2 separate regions of the Homo sapiens genome follow, and region 1 is linked to region 2. A link is an interaction called in ENCODE POLR2A ChIA-PET data of the cell type or tissue named here. Cell type or tissue: GM12878. All regions are shown on one strand. Links, peaks and the distances in the headings refer to the core of each region. The heading gives the core; the rest is flanking DNA.

Region 1 (4,845 bases), core at 647-4,646, 1.9 Mb after region 2:
GGCCTTCATCCCTTCTTAAAACAGGTTATCCATTTGTAAACTGCTGATTTCATTTTTTAAATTTTCTTTTCTTTTTTCTTTCTTTCTTTCTTTCTTTCTTTCTTTCTTTCTTTCTTTCTTTCTTTTTTTTGTTGAGAGTCTTTCTCTGTTGCTCAGGCTGGAGTGCAGTGGCACAATCTTGGCTCACTGCACCCTCTGCCTCCTGGGTTCAAGTGATTCTTGTGCCTCACCCTCCTGAGTAGCTGGGATTACATGTGTGCACCCGTAATCCCAGCACTTTGGGAGGCTAAGTCAGGAAGATCACTTGAAGCTTGGAGTTTGAGAACAGCCTGGCCAATGTGGTGAAACCCCATCTCTACTAAAACTACAAAAAAATATATAAACTGCTGATTTCTTTGGGCATTGTCTCTGTAAACTTTTCATAAAACATCAATGATTTCACCATGCATCCACCCAGCTTCACCATAAATATGAGGTTTTTCTTGTTTCAATTGTAGCAGAATTCATGTTACTCTCACAGGCGCTCTGTTCAAACTGATGTCCTATCCTTCATAGCGCTTCAAGCTAGATCCTGTTCGGACATGTTAGTGTTTATTTTGGTGCAAAAAATTTTTGAAATCCAGGCATAGTTTTTTTTATAATATGTATTTCCATGAACAGTTTGAAGACCCCTCATATATAAAGCAAAATCTCAGAGGCTGAAAGAACAAATAGACAAATTCACAAATATAATCAGGGACATAAACACTCCTCTCTCAATAATTAATATAATATTTTACATAGTAAATAACCAAGGATACAGAATAACTGAATATTATCAATTATCTCTAGCTGATATTTATAGAGCATTTCACTCAACAACAGGAGAATGCATATTCACATTCTTTTCAAGTGTACATGGAACATTCACCAAATTGACCATATCTTCAGTCATAAGACAAAATTTAACAAATGTAAAAGAACTGAAATCATATATTGTAAGTTTGCTGATCATAATGGAATTAAAAAAACAATAGTGGAAAATAACAGGAAAATCTCCAAATACTTGGAAATTAAACATGCATTTCTAAAGAACCCATGGGTCAAAGAGGAAGTACACACTGGAGACAGTGGCTCATGCCTGTAATCCCGGCACTTTGGGAGGCTGAGGCAGGAGAATTGCTTGAGCCCAAGAGTTCAAGACCAGCCTAGGTAACAAAGCAAGACCCCATCTCTACAAAAAATAAAAAAAGATTAGCTGGACATGGTGGTGTGCTTCTGTAGTCTAGCTACTCGGGAGACTGAAGCAGGAGGATCACTTGAGCTTAGGAGTTTGAGGTTATAGTGAACTATTATCATGCCACTGCACTCCAGCCTGGACAACAGAGTGAAACCCTGTCTCAAAAAAAAAAAAAAAAGGAGGAACTACAAAGGTAAAATTAGAGATCATTTTGCACTAAATTAGAATCAATATACAAAAATATCAAAATACAAAATATAAAGATTGGTGGGATGCAGCTAAAGCAGTGCTTAGTGGGGAACGTGAGTCAAATTGTTGAAATAAATTGTAAAAGTACCAGCAAAACTAAGGACCGACCTTATTGCTAGTTTCCTTCTTTGCTCTGACCACATTTTGGTCATTTATTCATTTAACAAACATTGATAAACACGTATTTTATGCTAGGCTCTTAAGTGTTTAAATGTCATCTTTAGCTCTAGGCTCTGGGATCCTAGTGTAGTGTCTCTGGGTGTAGCATAGTATTTGGGACATGGTAGGTGCTCAGTATATACTTGTGGACTGACTAAAAATAACCACAAGAGATCCTCCCCTGTGGTGAGAATTGTGGCGCAGATTTGGGGGCCAGGAGAACTTTCTGGAGGTAGTGGCAATAAATAATTCAGTTCTAAACTTGTTCTGAAAGTATTTAACCAGAGTACGGATTTTTATTATTGAAACATTTTTTTTCAGTTTTCATTTTCTTCCTTTTCTTGGGGAGTATGTAAAATAATGCAAGAATGCTTTCTAAATGAGTCCACGTTTATTCTTTGGATATTTGAATATGGTATGTAACTCTGGATACGATCTCAAAGCAAAAATGATTTAGATTGAAGATTTTTGTAAAAAGCTTGAAATTGAAGTATACCGCTAATACAAATGAACTTTTTAAAAGTGGTGTGCCAGAAAACAGTAAATCAGTTTGGTAAATATGTAACTGTAGACATCCAAGACAGAGAAAATGAGGCCTGAGTTAAGGGACTAAGATGAAGGGAGATATTTCTAAGGCGAATCAACAAGGAGAGGTGGCGAATTGTACATGAGGGATTTGGCAGAGATACTGCAGCTCCTGGCACGACAAGAATTAGGATTTGTAAAAAGTTAGTGATTCTCTCTCCCTGCCGGTTTACATCACAACGTAGGTGTTGATCTAGGGAGGGAGTCAATGAGATAGAGCATTGCAGAGCTTGCTAGAGAGGCACAGGAAGTTGCCTGAAGTGAAGGAGGGGGTAGCGGCTGCAGAAGCTAAAGCTTCCGCCAAACAAAAGAGGACAGCACTTCCGGTCACGCCATCGTTGCTGCCTTCTTCGTCAAGGTGAGTGTAAAGAAGGGGACTTGGTAATTCTCACAAATAAATCCCCATACACTCCAGGGAAACCTCCTTTTGTGCCTCAACGTGGGGTGGAAAGGAGAATTCATCCCCGCGTGCGTTGTATGAAGGATGCTTCTGACGCCTGTGGTTCTGATCGCCTCGCTATCTCCTCCCTTCTCCTCCGGAGATGGGGGGCCCGCTCCTGCCTCACCTCCTCACTCTGGTGGTCCCTTTAACCGCTTGACTCCTGGTCATGCTTCACCTCTCCTCTTTATCCCGTATCCTCTTCTCTGGTCTGAGCCAGCGTCATTCCCTCTACCACAGGTCACTCCTACCTCCTACCTCTCACCTCCGCCTTCTGCCCCCCATCCTGTTAACCTGCGACTCTTTGCGAGCCCCTTCCTACCCTCTGTTTTACTCCCCCTGCTGGCCTTTGGTCTTTCCTGTTCCCCTCCCGCGGAGACCAGTAAATTACGTACTTTGCAACAGTAGGTGTGACTTCAAGGTCAAGGCTTTTTTTTTTTTTTTTTTTTGGTTCTTTTAAAGTATAAGCAAAGAAGCAGAAACCTTAGAGCCCTAAGAGGCATAGGCACTTGTCCAAATGATGTTCTTTTTTTTTTTTTTTTTTAACTCTAAACAAAATTACACATCATTTAGATACTATTGCACAGGTTTCAGTCTTCTACACATTGCATTTATTTTTTTATGTTGCCATAGAATTGAATCCTCAGATTTTGGGGGGCAAACATAGTGGATTATACCTGTAACCTGGTTTCAGCTTCAGCGTAAGCTTTCCCATCCCCTGTAAAACTTCTCTTAGCAGTGAAATGGTTGACAGGAATGGCATCCAGTCACAAATTTATTACTTTATATGAGTTGAGTTTATTATGCAATTTCTTTTCTGGTCTCTGATAGCAACATTAAACAGCAAGCTGACATTTTGCAGACGAAGACTTTTTCTGAGAGCTTTGCAAGTATTACACAATCTATTTGTTGCAATGTGAAATGTACTTTTCTATTACATTTGTTACCATGTCAAATTTATCTTGTGAGAACATTAGTTATTAAATAATAATCACAGTACCGAAATGATCATTAAATTTATGCTGAGAATCAGAGTTTTCCAGGCTCTATCAGGATCTAACGAGGAATTTAACCAAAGTTCTCTTTGAATAAGCAGTGGACTCCTTCCTGTGTGTTATGCTTGCCAGACTAAGGGGTGATTATCTTTTCTAGGCCATGTATAGTTTTTATTTAAGAATAAACAATGAGGCAGAGCTTTTGTGACACCAAAACACTTAGGAAAGAGTATTGCTGATGTCTCTTTATACTCTATTCAAATCATTATTACACAGCATTTAAATATCACACTTGTTTCAACCCACTGTGCATCCATCCATTCATTCAATAATTTTTTATTGAATAATTTTTATTTGCCAGACAGTGTTCTCAGCACTGGAGATACAACAGTGGATAACAAAAACAAAGTCTTTTAAACTATAGCTGGGAGACAGACAATAACTTAATATATAAACAATATATATTGGCAAGTGGCACTGGTGTTAAATGAACGAAACAAAAAAATACATGAAGAAATAAAAAAGAAAAAAACAAAAAAAGAAATAAATATGTAATAGGTTGTAATGTGGACGGGTTCTACTATTTTAGATAGGATGGGCAGGAAGGCTTCACTGGTAAGGTGATATTTGAGCAGGAACCTGAAGGAACTGAGGGCACACACTATGCAGATATTAATGGGAAAACAGGATTTATGTCATAGTCTTTGCATTTGTTCACTCTGTTTCCTAACCCGCGGCCACCTTCCCATTCCCCTAGTGGTCACTTTTCTGCATAGCATTAATTCAACGCTCTGCATACTCAAATAACCTGATCCATTCACATTAATTTCTCATATTCTCTTCCTCCTGGCTAGCTTCTTGCTACCATTTAGGCGACTTGTCAGCCTCTTTAGGAAGACATATCACTATCTCCATATTCACCTCATCCTCAGTTTGTTGATTGCTGGTGCATTGTGTGCTATCCTACAGGATATTTGATTATCTCTCTCGCTGCTCTTACCACTTTGTGTTCATAATATGTTGTCCATAAATATTTGGTACGGTAAAGTGAAATGAATTCAGTGCTTGTTTATAAAAGATAAAACTTTTAAATATGGCTTTCCCCCTAATGTTCAACACTATTCTCTAAGGTCAGTATTATCATTGTCATTTTACTAATGCTAAAACCAAGACTAGGAGGTATGTAGTAACTTGCTAAA
Region 2 (5,328 bases), core at 681-4,680:
CCGCCCGCCCAGTCCTCATTAAATATGGCAGCGAGCGGGGCCGACGTACTGCGGCTGCGCAAGTTGAAACTCCTCCTGGCAGCTCCTCCCCGGCGGGCCTCCCCTCATCTCGGCTGGGTAGAGGTGCCGGGTGTGAGCTCGGCGTGGCGCGCACGCGCAGACGCTGGCTGGGCTGAGCCGATACTCGCGAGGCGCCCTGTCACATGAGCCGCGCGCCCGCTTCGCTCCCCCTCCTCCCCGGCTGGGCTGTGTGAATGAAGCTCTGCCGGCTACGTGGGGCGCTCACTCAACTTGGTGTCCTGGACGCCAGAGCCGACCGAGCGCGCTGCCCACCGGCGGCGGACACGGGCTCCGCCGCTCCGGACCTCGGCGACAGGTAAAGGCAAACGGGCTGTCCCTTCCCCAACAGGTCCTTGGCGGGCCGCTGGCCCCCGGCCCACCCCCGGAGCACCCCCTAAGCGCAGCGACACAGGGGAAGCGCAATCCCGCTGGCTTGGACCCCCGGAGATGGGGCTTCCCCGCGCCCGGCGTTGGCAGCCCGGCGCTTAGAGGAGGTAGACAGGCTAGTTCCAGCCAGTGCTGAGCGGCGTCTTCCCGGGAGCCCAGCCCTGTTCTCCGAGTTATGGTCCCTGGGTTGCCCGAGCGAAGTTTCCTTGCGGAGCGGCGCCAAGCCCGCCCCGCTTTTGAATCGGAGTGTTTAGCCGCCTGCGTCCCCTTTCCCGGACTGGGGTAGGGTGACTTAGGCTGGCAAAGCTCAGCCGAGGCCCGGCTCTTCTCCCTCCGGCTCTGGACTTGCCGCTGGTTTTGTATGGGTCTTAGCAAAGTGGAGAAACTCTCGGAAAAGTAGTTGCTGCGCTGTTTTCCTTTTGCCACTTAACGCGCGTAGCTGGTTCTCTCCAGACTTTCGAGCCTTGCTCTTGAGCGCCTTGATCCACACGGGAAAAGCTTTGCCTTTACATTGACGCACGTTTCCTTTGATTAACATTTCAGAGCAAATCAGTTGCCTGGAGTTCCCAGTGAAGTTGTACCTGTGCCCGTGCGATAACGTCAGTGGAAGCTGCCCCGAGTAAGTGAGGGAAATCTAGAAGTTTGGAGCATAAAAAACCAGCACGAATCAACTTTACATAAACTTCATACATTTATTAGCAACTGCTCGGGTTTAACTTCAGGGATGTTAAATTTCGCCTAGTCCCACGGGACGATGATCATTACTTCTTAACTGCACGCGAAATAGGAGAAGAAAAAAGGCAAATCAAAACAGACTGTCCCAGGTCTCAGAGAAGTCATCGGAGCGCTTTTTCCTGCTGAATTCACCCTAGGAGTTTGTGAGTTCCTAGTTTTCTTGGACTTCGCGAACTTTTCCTTGTCCAAAGCACTGTCTTTTCTCTGTTGGTGTTTTGGGACTGGTGTACACATTAACCCTTTTGTCATTAAAGAAGGCCAACACGATTCTCAAGCTAGTATTAGCCTTCAGTGTTTGTGCTTTAGCACTTTCACTTAGGAGGTGGAGGTGTTGGTTGTATAAAAGATATGGAAATAACAATCTACTTTGATGTTCACCAGGTCAAAAAGGTGAAGACTTTTAGAAAAAACAGATTGGCTTGTATGCTAAGTAGGGAAGACCAGTTTATTAACTGAGATCTTGTTTAAATGGGCAAGCAGAGTGTTAAGCCTCTAAGTCAAACTAAGTCGTCAGACCTCTCATTTTTTCTCCCATTCCTAGCTCCTATTTTTTTTTTTTTTTTTGGTTTGAGCCGGCTCTCGTTCTGTCGCCCAGGCTGGAGTGCAGTGGCACAATCTTGGCTCACTGCAACCTCCGCCTCCCTCCCGGGTTCAAGCGATTCTCCTGCCTCAGCCTTCCGAGTAGCTGGGATTACAGGCGTCACTTGTAATTATAGTGCACCGCCATACCTGGCTAATTTTTGTATTTTTAGTAGAGACGGGGTTTCACCATGTTGGCCAGGCTGGTCTCGAACTGACCTCAGGTGATCCGCCTGCTTCGGCCTCCCAAAGTGCTGGGATTACACCGCACCCGGCCCCTAACTCCTTTAATATCTTTGCAAATATTGTCCTAGGACTGGATTTGAAGTTTTAACAACAGGAATTAGCTGAATTAATTTGGTTTTCTTTAAACTGGTATTCCATTTTTACATTTTTCTTCTTCTTTGGTTCATTTTCCCCCTGATTATAAAAGCAATATACGCTCACTATAGGAAATTTGCAAAGGGTGGGAAAGTATAATGACACAAGGAGAGAGAACTACTACTCAAAGGGTATCATCACTCTTCACTTTTTATTCCGCTTCCTTTTTTTTCCCCTATACAAGATCTGTTTCCAAACTTTATTCATAAACTTTCCTCTCCTTCTACTGATTTTTAAATGTAAAGTTGGGTATTTTGGGGGTTGGTTAGGGCACTGGATATTAATGTTGCTCTTCAGTCTCCAAAGCATGAAACTTCAAGGTAGGAAAGGTGCTTAACGGTGATTTCATCCAGCAACTCATCAACTGAGACTCAGACCTCATTTACTGAAGCTCTAATGATTCATGCAGAAATGTATAGCACTGAGTGGCAACATTAACTCACTCCAGATCTCTCTCTCTTCAGAGATACCTTGCTGCTTAGAGGGAAACTTGACACTACCCATGCCTGCATATCTTTGAAAGAGAGGTTCAGAGAGGAGCAGGAGATAATTTTCAAGCATTTGAAGTGTATAGTTTCTTTTAGGTATTCATTTTTCTGTTTACATTTTCAGGTTTGGGGCTTTAGCCCCTTGGAGAAAACAGGGCCACATAGCTGCCTTTCTATCAAGTCTCCCTACAAAACTGAGAGGCTCTGGGAAACTCAGCCTGTGACCCCAGCGTGGGTGAAGATAGGATCAAGATGGCCATGTGGCAGGGTAAGAAATTAGCACTTATTCTTCTAACTGGTTTTTCCTCCTACTCTATTCTCTACCCTCACCCAACCGTTCCCCACCCAGCCAATGGCAGGCAGCCAGCTGTTCTTTAATTTAACCCTTTGTCTTTGCAGGGACAAAACACATTAGTTTAAAAAGAAGCTGCTGCTAGCTATAAGTTTAAATTATTTAAAAGTGGGGTTGTAGGAGAAGTAGGAAAATGCCATGCCAGCAGCATTTAAAAGAACTCCCTTCATTTAAATAAGTGATCATTGGGGGTTATATGCCAGGAGACAGGATATTTTTTCCCATTTGTGTTTTTCATTTGTTTCTGGCAAATTTCTATCATAAGATTCCCCACCATAAGGTTGGGGAGACAGATGTCACTGCCTCTCCAGCTTCATCTTCCCAATAAAAACTTTGTGATGTATGCAGTTTGAAAGAGCATATTTAATGTTACAGTGTTTATATTTGATACAATATAAACATTGAGAAGGAAAACGCCTGTTTTAATAATATGAACTACCTGAGAGCAAAGCTCAGTAGTATCTTAGCTGATGTATTACATCTCTCATGAACTTGTGAATTCCTACCACATACAAAGTTATGTTTTATTTTGAGCGGAGTTGCGGTTTGTGCCCTTTGGAGGGTTTAGGAGTCTCCACGGGTATGTGGGATTTTTATTGTTATCAAAAGTGAGTGTGGGTTTAAGAAATGATAGACAAACACTACCAAAATTGGCCTGTGACCCACAAAAAGTTAAAGACCACTTAAATGGAGTGGAATGAAATAGCTTGAATATCTAGAAATATTCAGCAGGTTGGTTAGTTGGTGGTCTAATGTATCTTTTAAAAATGTTTCATTGTGTTGGTTGTGACTTTATGTAGGCACACAAATGTAACAAGTAGTTTCCATGTATAAAGATTATCAATGAGAAGACATTTATGGAAACGGGATTTGGCCTGTATGCTTCCTTTGACTCACACAATGGGCATTTATCAAGAGCAGTTTGGATATTCTTGCTTAAATCCTGAGACATTATTTCATTCAACAAACGAAATACAGAGATGAATAAGTTGCAGGATGCTAGAAGATTCCTTGTCATCTAAAGACAGACATACAAACAAATAATTTTGCCATGTTGAATAAGTGTTAGAATAGAGAGGTACAAAAAGCAAGGGAAGCCCCGAGAAAAGCTTGATGAAGTCTGAGTTTTGAGCTGGTCTAAAAAAATGAGTAGGAGCAAATGAGAGAATTGCATTCTGGGCAGACAGAGCAGCACTGTTTGGGAAGTTCCAAGTTGCTCTGTTTGCCTCATGTGAGATGTGTAGGGGCGCGACCTCAGATGAAGCAGGGAAGGTAGTTGGAGGCCAGATAATAAAGAGCCTTGTATGTTCTAGGAAGGATTTTACACTTTATCCTGAAGACAAAGATTCTAAACAGGGAAGTAACATAATCAGATTTTGTTTTAGAAAGATTACTTTGGCAGCAGTGCTGAGCTGGAAATGATGAAAACTGGGAGTCAGTCAGGAGGTTTCTGGAATAGTTTAGGGGAGAGATGGTAAGGGTCTGAGCAGAAGCAGGGGCAGTAAGGTTAGAATGGGATTCTAGAATGTTCTGTGACTGGATGTGGCAAGAAATGGGCCTGGATTAACTACCAGCTTGGGTGCCTGGGGGCCACTGGTGCCATTCTCTGAGATGGGGAGCATGGGAGGCAGCTGATGGGCATGGGGGTGGTGCACTGGATTTGGATGACCTGTTTGGGTTGAGACACCTATGTACTGTCAGGTCAATGTTTCAAAGACAGTTTTGAAAGTACAGAACTGATATTGGCACAGATGGGGATCTAAAGTTTTGTTCCTAATGATGCATAAAGAGCTTGTATTTTTTTCTCTGTAGTTAATGGAAATGTCATTACTAGTTAATGATTTATTTTACAATAAAAACATTTTAATGTTTAACAACTCTTAATCAAAATGTCATATTTTCATAGTAAATAATGTATTTTGCAAGCCCAGGCCCTGAAATCAGATGTGCTTAAAATTACATTGAAGTGAAACCTCATTTTTCCAGCATTAGTGAAGAGGGGAGTATTCTATATAAGTAAGCTCTTTGGATAACTGCAGCTTATCCTTTGTTTTGGCTAACCTCTGAAGTAACCAGCAAAGTACGATGATAGTTTGGAAGCAGTGTGGTATGATAGTTAAATGTGTGGGTCTGAGTTCTACTCCATTGGTTCTGTCACTTGGTAGCTACGAGGCCTTGGGCAAGTAACTTAATCTCTCTGTGTGGAAGTTTTCTCCTTTACAAAATGGAGATAGTAATATAACTCATCCCATTGCTGAGTATATAGCCAAAAGAAAGGAAATCAGTATTGAAGAGAGAGCTGCACTCCCATGTATATTGCAGCACTACTCACAATAGCCAAGATAG

What was found. ChIA-PET counts read pairs that join two places held together with the same protein. Peaks named below come from ENCODE experiments on the same cell type or tissue, not always from the same donor. Only the 100,000 strongest peaks of a DNase experiment are listed, where the experiment ranks them.
Region 1: POLR2A ChIA-PET joins it to region 2 with 6 read pairs; 1 of 35 experiments calls an interaction of 5 or more read pairs at or near these places.

The regions. Positions count from the first base shown.
Region 1 is chrX:51,800,548-51,805,392 of GRCh38, forward strand. It overlaps a transcript of MAGED1 not described here. Among named protein-coding and RNA genes, the nearest start is that of GSPT2, 60 kb to the left of the region's middle. In GM12878, for the core only: a CTCF peak has its summit at 2,991 (motif pointing left); DNase peaks (open chromatin) are centred at 2,216, 2,574 and 2,874; H3K4me3 peaks cover 1,567 bases; H3K27ac peaks cover 570 bases.
Region 2 is chrX:49,922,417-49,927,744 of GRCh38, forward strand. It overlaps CLCN5 (chloride voltage-gated channel 5), which reads left to right and starts at 180. Exons shown (of 15, transcript NM_001127898.4): 1 at 180-376; 2 at 991-1,066; 3 at 2,755-2,898. The coding sequence starts at 2,883. RefSeq lists a silencer at 442-491. In GM12878, for the core only: no CTCF peak of the experiment used is centred there; no DNase peak of the experiment used is centred there; H3K4me3 peaks cover 843 bases; H3K27ac peaks cover 115 bases.